Regions from separate parts of the Homo sapiens genome. Here region 2 is linked to region 1. A link is a contact called in ENCODE Hi-C or POLR2A ChIA-PET data. All regions are on one chromosome and are shown on one strand. Each heading gives the region's core, a stretch centred on a gene start or an enhancer-like site at or near the end of the contact. The rest is flanking DNA. Distances are from core to core; before and after follow the strand shown.

The links. A loop is a pair of places that touch in the nucleus more often than their neighbours do. ChIA-PET counts read pairs that join two places held with the same protein, here RNA polymerase II (POLR2A). Pooled maps may share reads with other maps.
Region 2: a pooled map shows a loop between it and region 1 (26-fold over the local background). The contact joins the promoter of TMTC4 here to the promoter of TGDS in region 1. A Hi-C loop is called at or near these places in 1 of 168 maps with a recorded cell type or tissue (CD4-positive, alpha-beta T cell) and 10 of 50 pooled maps. POLR2A ChIA-PET finds 5 or more read pairs at or near these places in 1 of 52 experiments (endothelial cell of umbilical vein).

The regions. Positions count from the first base shown.
Region 1 is chr13:94,593,396-94,599,755 of GRCh38, forward strand. TGDS (TDP-glucose 4,6-dehydratase) reads right to left here and starts at 2,757. Exons shown (of 12, transcript NM_014305.4): 1 at 2,656-2,757; 2 at 446-512. The coding sequence starts at 2,741. RefSeq lists an enhancer at 2,621-2,930.
Region 2 is chr13:100,671,831-100,678,190 of GRCh38, forward strand. TMTC4 (transmembrane O-mannosyltransferase targeting cadherins 4) reads right to left here and starts at 2,965. Exons shown (of 19, transcript NM_032813.5): 1 at 2,914-2,965. RefSeq lists enhancers at 1,341-2,230, 3,556-3,635 and silencers at 2,346-2,425, 2,476-2,835, 2,866-3,365.

The DNA of each region.
Region 1 (6,360 bases), core at 1,507-4,006:
GTCCCAATTACCCTGATTTGATCATTACACATTGTATACATGTATCAAAACATCACCATATGCCCCATAACAAGTACAACTAAGATATGTCAATTAAAAAATAGAAAAAAAATCCAATTAAGGCTTATAATCACCAAATTGCCTTATGAATTTTTCTTATAGTTTTTTTGAATGAAAATCCAAAAAGTCCATTTGCAAAGTAGCAACTGAAAAAAACAAAATAAAACAAAAACTTTATTTTGTGGACCAACATAAGAAATGCAGGTTTCAAAAACTTTTATATAAGATTAAATACAGCATGAGCACATTACTATACAGAGCCTCTGAATTGCTAAAATGACTAAATAAAAAATTTAAATATCAGCATGACAAGATTCTAGTACTTTTAGAAAACATAAATTGAAATGTAATTTCAGTGCATGATGCTCATTTTTATAAAACTCACCTTGTCTAGATTTATGATCATATAGTTTGGATAATCTTCCACTAAAGAGACAATCATATGTGATGCACTATGGAAAAAAAGTATATCTTGTTAGTGAAAAACTTTAACTTCCCTAAACTCTTGAATATTTTCCTAAGGTGTTGAGTACTAGGAAAATACTCAAAGATAACTTTAATTTTTTCTAAGATAACAGAAAACATAACTACACTAAATATACACACATGCAAACTTTTTACCAAACTTCTCAACAGTATCTATAAACAAAAGTTTTACATTCCATTTAGACTATGCAGAAGAGAGAATGTACTGGTTCTGGGTATAGGGAAAAAAGTCAGTTTAACCAAACGATGCCATCCATACAGGTACAAGTATCGAGTAAAGTGGAACAATAAATGGGAGCTAGTCAGCACAACTGTACATGCCTATAGCATGCCTTTTCAGGAACTGCAGATATAAGTATGTAAAAATGAAATTACTATGAGTATAGTCAGTTGTCTATATTTAATAGTAACTTCTGCAATTGCTATTTCTTGGTATAAGATTTTGGTAATGTTAAACCAGAATCCTCAGGAGGCTTCTAGACTAAACCCAGGATTCCCAGGCTAATAACAGCTGAAACCATTCTGAGTTGGATATCCACAGTGGGTCCTGGGCTTCAGAGGACCCTAAAGGGGAATCACAGGCATATCTCAGTGAAATGATCTACCAGATTTACCATGTATACTTAAAATGTTGGGCTCCCAGGAGAGGGGAGCCCTTGACCAAATTATGAACTTGAAGTTTGTATTCGGCATTCCTTTCACAGCACTTTCTAAGTCGCACCCTTCCTGGACCCGCACTCTCACACAAGTATCACCCTTTCATGTCCATAGTCCTCTTTCTCATTAAGTGAAACTTGCCAGCCTGATGCTCTCCCCCAAATGACTTGTCGGATTAGAAGGGGTGATTTAATGTGCAAATGGCCATAAACAGGAATCCTCACATTCCCACTTCTTCCACTAGCCACTGAGTTCCTTGAGGGGAGGATAGGAGAGTTTCCTGTTTATTACTCTTGCATTCATCCATTCCACAATTACTAAAGACTTATATAGAATGGGCCAGGCATTCTTCCAGGTGCTGAATGAACAGTAGTCTCTGTCCTTACCGAGTTTGCATTTTAGAGTGGGGATACAAGCAATAAACAAGCAGACACAAATCCGCAATATAATTTCAGGTAGAGGTTAAGTGTGCTAGTTGGGAGAGGGGCTATTTTAGATATGGTGGTCAGGTAAGAACTCTCTGAGGTGCTATCTGAATAAAAACCAGAATTGAGTGGTGCAAACAGCCTAAGGAAAGGGGAAGCAAGTGCAAAGGCCTCAAGACAGAAGTGTGTATCTTGGTGTGTTCCAAGAACTAAGAGGGGAAGCATGGCAGGTACAGAAAAGCAGATCAGGTTGCAAAAGTAGGGCTTGGGCACTTGAGTTTTCTAGATATGGTAGAGTTTGGGCTTTATTCTTAAGTGTGGCAGGAACCACTGAAGTAAAATCCTGCTTCTACCATGATCTGATTGACTTAAGAAACACTGACTTGTATGTGAGCAACAGGCTTTAAAGGAACATGAGTGGACGCAGTTATGGCCAACCAAGAGGCTACAGCAGCAGTCGAGGCAAAAGATGACAGTAAACATGGGCTAGGGTGGAAACGGGAAACTGGTGAGAAGTGGTCGCCGTAAGGATATACTTTGGAAGTAGAGAGGACTTGCTGCTCGAATGTGGGTCTGAGGAAGAAAAGGGTGTCAACAGTGGATTTGTAAAAGTTTGCTGATTACATAGATGTCCTATTATAGTCCTTAAATCGTTTTGGGGGTGCCTATATGTACAGGGCCCATCGTGGGGTGTGGGTGCTCTAGGCTGGAGGTGGGAAGCAGTCGGTGAGCAGCTTAGGGTAACTTGCACGCACTCAAGGAGTGACATGGTGAGCACCTCCGGCCACAGAAGGGCGGAGAGTAACGCAGCTTTGGAAGAGGCGTTTTAAAGAAGTCAGTTTCAAAGGAACCACTTCTTTGCAGGCCAGAGAGAGAAAAGCTGGTCCAGGTCGTGCATTAGGACCCTCCCCATATCAGAATAAGGACCCCTCAAAGCTGGACCCAAATTACCTAGGGCAAGCAGAGCTGCGGGAAAAGGTAGGGGTTTCTGGGGAGCCACTGCTTGGCTAGCGGCGCCATTACCTACATGAAACCAGCACCGCCGGTCACCAGGACCCGCTTCGCAAAGCCGCCGGGAAGACCCCACGGTTCCTCCCAACACGCCGCCGACATCTCCCAGCTCAGCAGTGCCTAGTACCGTAAAGAGTATGGTCTGAAAAGCGCAGGGAAGTTCCGCCGCGACCTTTTGCGACGCGCCTCGCTCGCGGGACACGTTAACAGAGCAGCCAGAGGCAGCTTCCGGAGACTGCTCTGTGGCCAGTTTCTGCCCGCCCACTAGCGGGCTGGGCGGGGCCGCGCTCACCACGCGCAGGCGCTGCTCCTTTCCGCCCTTGCCTGGTCCGCCAGGTGCAATTGGGGTCGCCCGGATGGTAGGGGTATGGAACGTTTTTCCCGGAAATGCCACCACTATGGATCAGATTTATGAATGAGTACCTTTTTTCATTCTTGTACTACAGCCATCTCTAGAGGTTACCTATCAGTTGAGCTGAGAACGGGGAGTTGTTGCAGATGGAGATGGGAGGTTGCAATTTAAAAATGATTTTTTTTTTTAGTGGGGCGGGGACAGGGTCTCCCTCTGTTACCCAGGCTGGAGTGCAGTGGTGCGATCACGGCTCACTGCAGCGTCGACCAATGGGGCTCAAGCAATCCTCCCACCTCAGCCTCCTGAGTAGCTAGGAATACAGTCGTGCGCCACCACGCCCGCCTAATTTTTGGTAGAGATGGGTTTCGCCCTGTTGTCCAGGCTGGTCTCGAACTCCTGGGATCTAGCCAACCTCCCGCCTCAGCCTCCCAAGGTCCTGGGATTACAGGCGTGAGCACCGTGCCTGGCCTGCAAAATGATCTTTTGCTGTTGTTAATATTATTTCAGGCCGGGCGCCGTGGCTTACGCCTGTAATCCCAGGACTTTGGGAGGCCGAGGTGGGCGGATCACCTGAGGTCAGGATTCGAGACCAGCTTGGCCAACATGGTGAAACCCTGTCTCTACTAAAAATACAAAAATTAGCCGGGCGTGGTGGCGGGCGCCTGTAATCCCAGCTACTTGGGAGGCCGAGGCAGGAGAATTGCTTGAACCCGGAAGGCAGAGGTTGCAGTGAGCCGAGACCGCACCATCGCACTCCAGCCTGGGCAACAACAGCAAAACTCCGTCTCAAAAAATAATAATATTATTATTACAGACAGCGCAGAAGGCTTGCAATCATGATAAAGATATTCCCTAGGTCCTACGCTGATGTCTTATTCTATTCTCTCCTTTGCTCACTCCGCCCCAGCCTCCCCACCCTCCTTGCTCTTCATTCAATGTGCCAGGCATGCTACTTCCCCGGGACCTTGATTGTCTTTCCCCAGATGTCTGCCTAGTTTTTACCCTTACTTCCGTTTTCAGCTTGAATGGCATCCTATTGACCACCACAATTAAAATAGCGAGCTCTGCCCAACCCTGCCGAATCATCTTATCCTTCTTTATTTTTCTTCCTAGCACTCAACATTTACATTGATGTCACTGCCCTCTGTTTAGTGTTCCATGAGGTCAGGGGCTTTGTTTTGTTTTCTGCTGTAATCGCATGTCCTTAGAGACTTGGCACAGAATAAATGACCATTAAATATTGTCGAATAGATAAATATCTTTTTTTCCCCACCATAATGTTTGGCAAAGCTGAAAACGAATGGAAACATCCAGTACAGGTGTATATGTGGAAGAATCATACCACAACCTTTTTACAAGGCAAAGTGGTAAAACATATGAAAATTTCAAATGTTCATATTCTATGACCCCCTCAAATTCCATGATGTATAATATAGATAATTGTTCATTGCTGTATTGCTTGCAATAATGAAACACTGGAAATAATCTAAATGTGTATAATGTCTTCTAACTTTTAAAATGCAGTAAACTGCTATATAGCCTTTAAAAAGAATATACCAACATGGAATGAAGACCAAAATATATTGCAGTCGATACGTACAGTTTTTTTCTGACCAGACTCCTCCCCCCACTGTCCTTTATGATCTCCCCAAGTTGACCCAGGCAGGCCACAGAATGAAATCTGGCTGACTCTAGGCCAACTGAAGCCTCTTCTTGGGATTTAGAATTCGACTAAGGTGCTAGTATAGTCTGGTTACTCTACTTGAACTCTGAGGTCCTACAAAGCTGGAACTTTTTGGTGGCCATGTTCTTTCAAAGTGAGGAGCCAGAAAGCCTGTCTTCACAGTGAGAAAAACAAAGTTGATTGAGAAGAAAGAAAAGATAGGAAAGGCCTAACATTCAAGGCCTGTGTTATGATTTCTCTTCAGGACCAGTTTTATTCCTGTCCTTGGTTTACAAATACCACATATATTTGTGGTATTTGTAATACCACATATATTTGTGGTATTTGTGGCTTACTTGAAAGGATTGACCCTAAACTCTTAAAATAAGTTACCTTTAGGGATGAGATATGGGCAGGGAAAGGAGGAAATGGGGAGTTTAATTTTTACTTTATATACTTTTGTTTTTTTGAGACAGTCTCGCTCTGTTGCCCAGCCTGGAGTGCAGTGCCACAATCTTGACTCACTGCAACCTCTGCTTCCCAGGTTCAAGCGATTCTCCCATCTCAGCCTCCAAGTAGCTGGGATTACAGGCGCATGCTACCACACCTGGCTAGTTTTTGTATTTTTAGTAGAGATGAGTTTTCACCATGTTGGCCAGGCTGGTCTTGAACTCCTGACCTCAGGTGATCCACCCACCTCACTTCCCAAAGTGCTGGGATTACAGACGTGAGCCACTGCGCCCAGCCCACTTTATATACTTTTGACTGTGAATTTTTTTCTGAGACACATGGATTACTTGCATAATAAAGAATCCTTGCAGTTTTTTTTTTTTTTTTTTTTTTTTTTTTTGAGACGGAGTCTCGCTCTGTCGCCCAGGCCGGACTGCGGACTGCAGTGGCGCAATCTCGGCTCACTGCAAGCTCCGCTTCCCGGGTTCACGCCATTCTCCTGCCTCAGCCTCCCCAGTAGCTGGGACTACAGGCGCCCGCCACCGCGCCCGGCTAATTTTTTGTATTTTTAGTAGAGACGGGGTTTCACCTTGTTAGCCAGGATGGTCTCGATCTCCTGACCTCATGATCCACCCGCCTTGGCCTCCCAAAGTGCTGGGATTACAGGCGTGAGCCACCGCGCCCGGCCGCAGTTTTTTTTTAAAAAATCCGAAAATATTAATACTTCCAGCATATTCCTGGTCAGCCAGAAATACTGAAAATGCTGTGTATATGGTAGGAGGTGGTTCCTCAATATTTTTTTTTTCTAAATGATGAGGTCTGTTATGAGAACTTCCTTATATGTTATAGAAGCTTGTTGTTAAATGAAAATAATTTATATACATTTATTCATGAAATAATTTTGAGCTCCTACTTTTGTTACCAGTGGAGGGTCTTGACTGCAAGTTGTCCAGTTTCTTGGCATTTTGAACAAAGAATTGGACAAAATGCACAGCAAAGCAAGGCAAGAATGAAGCAACAAAAGAATGAAGCAACGAAAGAACGAAAGCAGGGATTTATTGAAAATGAAAGTACATGGCCGGGCGTGATGGCTCACACCTGTAATCCCAGCACTTTGGGAGGCCAAGGTGGGTGGATCTCTTGAGGTCAGGAGTTCGAGACCAGCCTGGTCGACATAGTGAAACCCCGTCTCTGCTAAAAATCCAAAATTAGCCAGGTGTGGTGGTGTGCACCTGTAATTCCAGCTGGAAGCTGAG
Region 2 (6,360 bases), core at 1,715-4,214, 6.1 Mb after region 1:
CGTACATAGTGGAACAGTTTGGAAAATGCCTTTCACTAGCAAACGCAAAAAAAAAAAAAAAAAAGCTACAATTTGTTAGAAAGCCAGGCAAAGTGATCAGTCTAGTCCAGTGGTTGAGACCAAAGGCTCTGGTGACGGACAAACCTGGACTTGCCGGCTGCACGACCTTGAACTGCTTAGTCTTTCTAAGAATCAATTTCCTCACTGGCACAACACAGTACCACCACCACTTTCTTCAGAAGGTGGTGGTAAGGATTAAAGGAGAAAATGTATGCAAACAACTAGTTCTCATTATTGTTAGATTTTGGAGAAATTAGCCGCTGCTTCCCAGTCCCTGACTGCCTGTCTCGGGCGCACCCATGTTGCCAGTGTTTATTCCTGCAGATGGGCTGAGCACTAGGGCCAGCAGTAGCCCATCGGGTGACCTGGTGCGACTGAGAAAGGCGGGCCCTTCTTTTGGGCAGACCCGGGGCACATGGCTTCCTTGGTCAGGTGTCTGGCACAAACTGTACAACCATGCACAGTGACCTTGTTCCCAACTCTCCTTCCTCCAACACTAAACGACTTCTGTTCCTCAATGACCTGAGCCAGGCCTGGCACTCAGTTAAAAGAAGCCCTGTCTGAGCAAGGTGGCAGAGACGGGGGACCACCCTCTCTACATCCCTTCCCCCCTTTTTTTGAACAGGGTTTCACTCTGCCACCCAGGCTGGAGTATAGTGGTATGATCATAGCTCACCACAGCTTCACCTTACTGGGCTCAAGGGACCCTTCCACCTCAGCCTCCCAAGTAGCTGGGACTATAGGCATATGCCACCATGCCTGGCTATTTTAAATATTTTTTTGTAGAGACAGGGTCTCACTATGTTGCCCAGGCTGGAATCAAACTCCTGGCTTCAAGCGATCCTCCTGCCTCAGCCTTCCAAAGCATGGGGATTACAGGTGTGAACCACCGTGCCCGGCCTCCACCATTTTTTACAGTCAGGACATGAAATAGGAAAGGATGCTCTGTTTTCTTCCAGATGGGCCCTAGGTTGAACTTTCTGGTCCCTCTTCTCCACATGATGTCCTGCCTGGGCTCCCTGGCTCCTCTGCCATAGCTGGATCGTTAGTTCACCTTATGAAGCAACAAAAAGAGAGACCCACTGTGGCCTCTGCTACAGGCCAAGCAGAGGGCACAACCCAGGAGGAATGAAGTCAGTGTTCTGCTCGCTACCTGACTCCTGCGACAGAATCAACTGGCCCCTCAACAGGGGCTGAATCTGGAACAAAGCAGACGTCCCTTTATCCTACAATTTCTCAAACTTCTCATATCGAGCCTCTGTTTTCAGGAGGTTAAAACAAATTAATCATCAGTGAGAAGGCCAAAAAGACCCCACACAGGGACCCCAGAAAAACAAATGTCATCCAGCTGTGAACCATGAGGGCCCAATGACAGCTGACACGGCAGCCTGGACTGCGGTAAACAGAATGGCGAGACCAAACCTAAATGTTTCCCCTTGGAAAAATTAGCAGCAGCCACCTACAGAAGAATATTCCCCTCCATGCATCCAGGGGCCTGCTGACCTCTGCCCAGCCTTTCTACCTCATCTGTAACATTCAATCACATAGCCAGCCATCCTATGCACGCTGAGAGGTGACAGCGCCTCTGGGAATCAGATTAGAGAACACAATCGTTTGTGACCCTGCATCCCTGGGCCTGGCAGTTTCCTGACTGATCAGACCCTGGGCCCCTCAAGGCAGGGGCGCGAGCCACCACCACCGCCCTCCTCCGTGCAGTGCTGAATACATGCTACTGAAGGCTAAGGTATCGTCCTGCTGTGACGGCCTTCCCATTTTATAATTCAGTAGCGCACGAGGGCCATGGCTGCCTATAGCAAGAATGTGTGTGGTTTGATATTCACAGTTCCACTGTCCCAGAAAGTTTCCAGTTTGCTAGCTTGTAGCCATTTCCCCTATCTAGGTGCACTGGCCGTGATTTTACCCCACTCCATCTGGGGCGCGCCCGGCGCAGACAGGACTGCAGAGAAAAGGGACAGGGAGGGGACCTAGTCAGTCCCTACTATAACTGTTTCTCAAGACATTCTCCCCATGCATTTATTTGCTCTCCCGGGGAAAGAGCGAAGTGTGGGATGACTCATAGTGGCTAGATCGTTCCTCTAACTCCTCCCTTCTTTTGTGTGTGGTTTAAAAAAAAGAAAAACACACACGCAGCCCATAGCCACAACATCAACAAGACCAGAAGCCCCGCAGAGTTCGCAGGAGGTGGGCAGTGGCTGCGCCACCTGCTCGGCTTCCCCAAACTCCGAGCCCACGCCGGGAAGCGGCGGCTCGGTGGCCCCGGGCGCCCGGGCCGGTGGCCCCGCGCTCGCGCCGCTCCGCTCCGCAGCCGAGCGTGGAGTAGCAGGCGCTCGCGGCGCGGCGGGGGAGCCGCCGCGGAACCCAGGGCAGGCGGCCAAGCGGCCCGGCTGTGTCCAGCCATCGCCTGCGCCGCGGCCAGCTGGCGGCCAGGCGCGGGGCCCCGCGGCCAGATGGCCGCTCCGGGGACGCGCCGCAGGCGCCGGGTGCGCCCGGGCCGAGGGAGCGCCGGCGCGGCTGTGCAGGCAGGGGCTGGGGGCGGCGACCTCTGCCCGGGCGGAGAAGCTCAGGGGCCCGAGCGCGGCGGGCGGGGCGCGCAGCCTCCACGCCGCGCCCTTTGTCCCATGTGCGGCTCACACAGGGGCCCGCGTCCCCCGTGACCCCGGCCCGGGCCGCAGCTCAGGTCCCGGAACCAACTCCTCCAGCAGCGCCGCTCTGGCCCGGGCCGCCGTGCGGGGCTCGGGACACGGCGGCAGCGGGGAACCCGCGCCCGCTCCGCGTCCAACTCCGCTCGCCCCGCGGCGCGCTCGGCCCTGCAGGGGCCGCCCCGCGCGTTACCTGCAAGGAGCCTGAGCCCCGGCCGCATCTCCCTCCCGGGTGCGGAAACTCTGGCGGCTCCAGGCACCCGCCCGGACCTGGCAGGGGGAGGGGCCGCCCGCCGCGCACCCGACCCCCCCCGCGCCGCGCCTCCCGCAGCTCCCCACGCGCGCGGGCGCCCCCCAGCACCAGTCTCGGCCCGCCCCCTCCGCCCGACCATTGGCTGCTGCTCCCGTCACTTTCAGGCCACAGCCAAGTCCCTCCTCAGCTCATTGGCGGACGCGCCGGTGACGTCAGGCCAGGGGGCGCTAGTCGGCGGCGAAGGAGGCGCAGGGACAGACGGACCCGGCGGGAGAGGAGGAAGCCGGGTTGTGGGCGCGGAGCTGAGGCGGAGGCGGGGCCGGGGCGGGAAGGGGCGGCCCCAGCTGGGTCGGGCGAGGCTGGCTGCGGGAAACCGAGTGAGCCCTCGCTTTTCCTCCGGGGTCCGCGCGCGGGACCCTATTTCTGGCCTGTCTCGCGCTTCGCCTGCGCGGTGGTCTCCACGCTGGGACTGCGGCGTCCTCGCAGAACAGCCAGAACTCCACTTCTTCCTGTCCGGGAGGAGTTGTTTAAAACATGCGTATCTCCACCTTCTGCTTCTTAGAACAGAACTGACTGAAGCCGTGTTCTTCCCGCCGAGACCATGCCGCCCCATCGACCCTGCTGCGGCCAGAGCCACCCAGGGCGGGCCCACTCACCGCAGGCTCGGGCCACTTGGTTCCAAACCTCCACTCCCATCCAGGGGCCCGGCACACCCACCACACTCCCACTCTCAGAGGTCTTTGCCGCCTGCTTCAGGAGAAAAGAGAAACTTCCACTTTCCACCGGCAAAACTGCACACCTGCTCCCTCCATCACCGAGCCCCCCCCCCCACCTTCTGTTTTTCCAGTATCGCAGAATCCGATCCGTTGCTCCCTCTGGACTGGAATCCGTATCCTCGGCATTTCATCATTCCAAGATTCTCTACTCCACGTACCCTTGCTGCCACCCTCTTCTACTTTCCATCGCTGAAGTTGGTGAAAGAGGCGCCTGCCCCCAGTTTTGTGGTCTCTCAACTCCACGTGTTCGTTTTCACACTCGGTGAAATTGCCTTTTTAATTGTCGCAAGTAGCATCCACATCACTAAAGTCAAAGGACACTCTCCTTTCTCGTGTTAACTGATCTGAGCAAAATTCCTTCTTTCTCCTTAAAACACGTCTTCCTGTGGCGGGGGTGCTCCACTTTCCTGTCTGTCCCCAGTCTTGGCGTGCTTGTCTACTCTGGGTGACCACCAAATAACAGAGTTTTCAAGGTCTCAGACCTTTCCTCTTACTCCACAATTTTTCCCTGAATGATTTAACCTGCTGTCAACATTTAAATCAATATATCCCAAATTTGCAACTCTAATCTTTGCTCCTCTGAGCTCCAAATCCGTTTATCTAGCTTCCTATTCAGCTACTCCTGGTAACAAGCACCTCAAATGGAACCCATCCAAAACTGAATGCGTCCTTTCCCTGCTTGCTTTCAACTCCCTGTCTCCCTGTGATAGTGAAGACACCACTATCCAGTGTTTCCCAAACTCTGCCTTCACCTCGGCATCTAACAAATCGCCAAGATTCTACTTCCTAAATAACTCTGAAGTCTGTCCACTTCCTACCATTTCCAGTATTACGTATCATAATGTGCTTACTGCACGTGCGTTTTCCCGGCCCACACTCAGTGATGTCTCGTTGGTAGACTGTAATGGGCCATGGTCGAAGTATTTACACCATGGAAATTAGCCAACATTATGAATCATGAATCAGGGATCGATTTGTTTTGCTGATTGTCTCTAGACTTCAGAAAGTGATGGGGAAGATGTTAATAATGTAGATTAAACTTAAAAATGTGTTTAGTGCTGAAACAAGATTGCAGTTTAATGAGTTTATACAAGGGTAAGAAGTAGTTTAACAGATCACATATCAGATTTAAGGACAATAAATTTGTTGGCAAAAAGTGGATCGGTATGTAATTTCACTAGTCACATCATGGTTGAGTTACAAGCATTGGATGGATTCAGATACAAGCCTTTGGCAAAAAAGAAGCAAAGCTTTCTGTGAGAATCAGTCAAGTAGATAGAACTGACAATAAAGAGTGTCTGCCTTTTACTTGTGTATTGTTTATTACACATCCTTTATATCAGAAACATTTATAACACACATATGGTTGTATATATAGGTGGAAATAAAAAGCAGATGAGATTTTAGTCAGTTTTTTTTTTTATACTTTTAAGTTCTAGGGTACATGTGCAGAACGTGCAGGTTTGTTACATAGGTATGTATGTGCCATGTTGGTTTGCTGCACCCATCAAGTTGTCATTTACATTAGGTATTTCTCCTAATGCTATCCCTCCCCCAGCACCCCACCCCCTGACAGGCCCCGGTGTGGGTGCGTGAGGTTCCCCACCCTGTGTCCATGTGTTCTCATTGTTCAAGTCCCACCTATGAGTGAGAACATGTGGTGTTTGGTTTTCTGTCCTTGTGATGCTTTGCTCAGAATGATGGTTTGCAGCTTCATCCATGTCCCTGCAAAGGACATGAACTCATCCTTTTTTATGGCTGCATAGTATTCCATGATGTATATGTGCCACAGTTTATTAATCCAGTCTATCGCTGATGGACATTTGGGTTGGTTCCAAGTCTTTGCTATTTTAAATAGTGCTGCAATAAACATACGTGTGCATGTGCCTTTATAGTAGTGTGAGTTATAATCCTTTGGGTATATACCCAGTAATGGGATCGCTGGGTCAAATGGTATTTCTAGTTCTGGATGCTTAAGGAATAGCCACACTGTCTTCCACAATGGTTGAACTAGTTTACACTCCCACCAACAGTATAAAAGCGTTCCTGTTTCTCCACATCCTCTCCAGCATCTGTTGTTTCCTTAATTTTTAATGATAGCCATTCTAACTGGCATGAGATGGTATCTTATTGTGGTTTTGATTTGCATTTCTCTGATGGCCAGTGATGATGAGCATTTTTTCATGTGTCTGTTGGCTGCATAAATGTCTTCTTTTGAGAAGTGTCTGTTCATATCCTTTGCCCACTTTTGGATGGGGTTGTTTTTTTCTTGTAAATTAAGTTCTTCGAAGATTCTGGATATTAGCCCTTTGCCAGATGGGTAGATTGCAAACATTTTCTCCCATTCTGTAGGTTGCCTGTTCACTCTGATGATAGGTTCTTTTGCTGTGCAGAAACTCTTTAGTTTAATTAGATCCCATTTGTCAATTTTGGCTTTTGTTGCCATTGCTTTTGGTGTTTTAGACATGAAGTCCTTGCCCATGCCTATGTCCTGAATGGTATTGCCTAGGTTTTCTTCCAGGGTTTTTATGGTTTTAGGTCTAACATTTAAGTCTTTAATCCATCTTGAGTTACTTTTTGTATAAGGTGTAAGGAAGGGATCCAGTTTCAG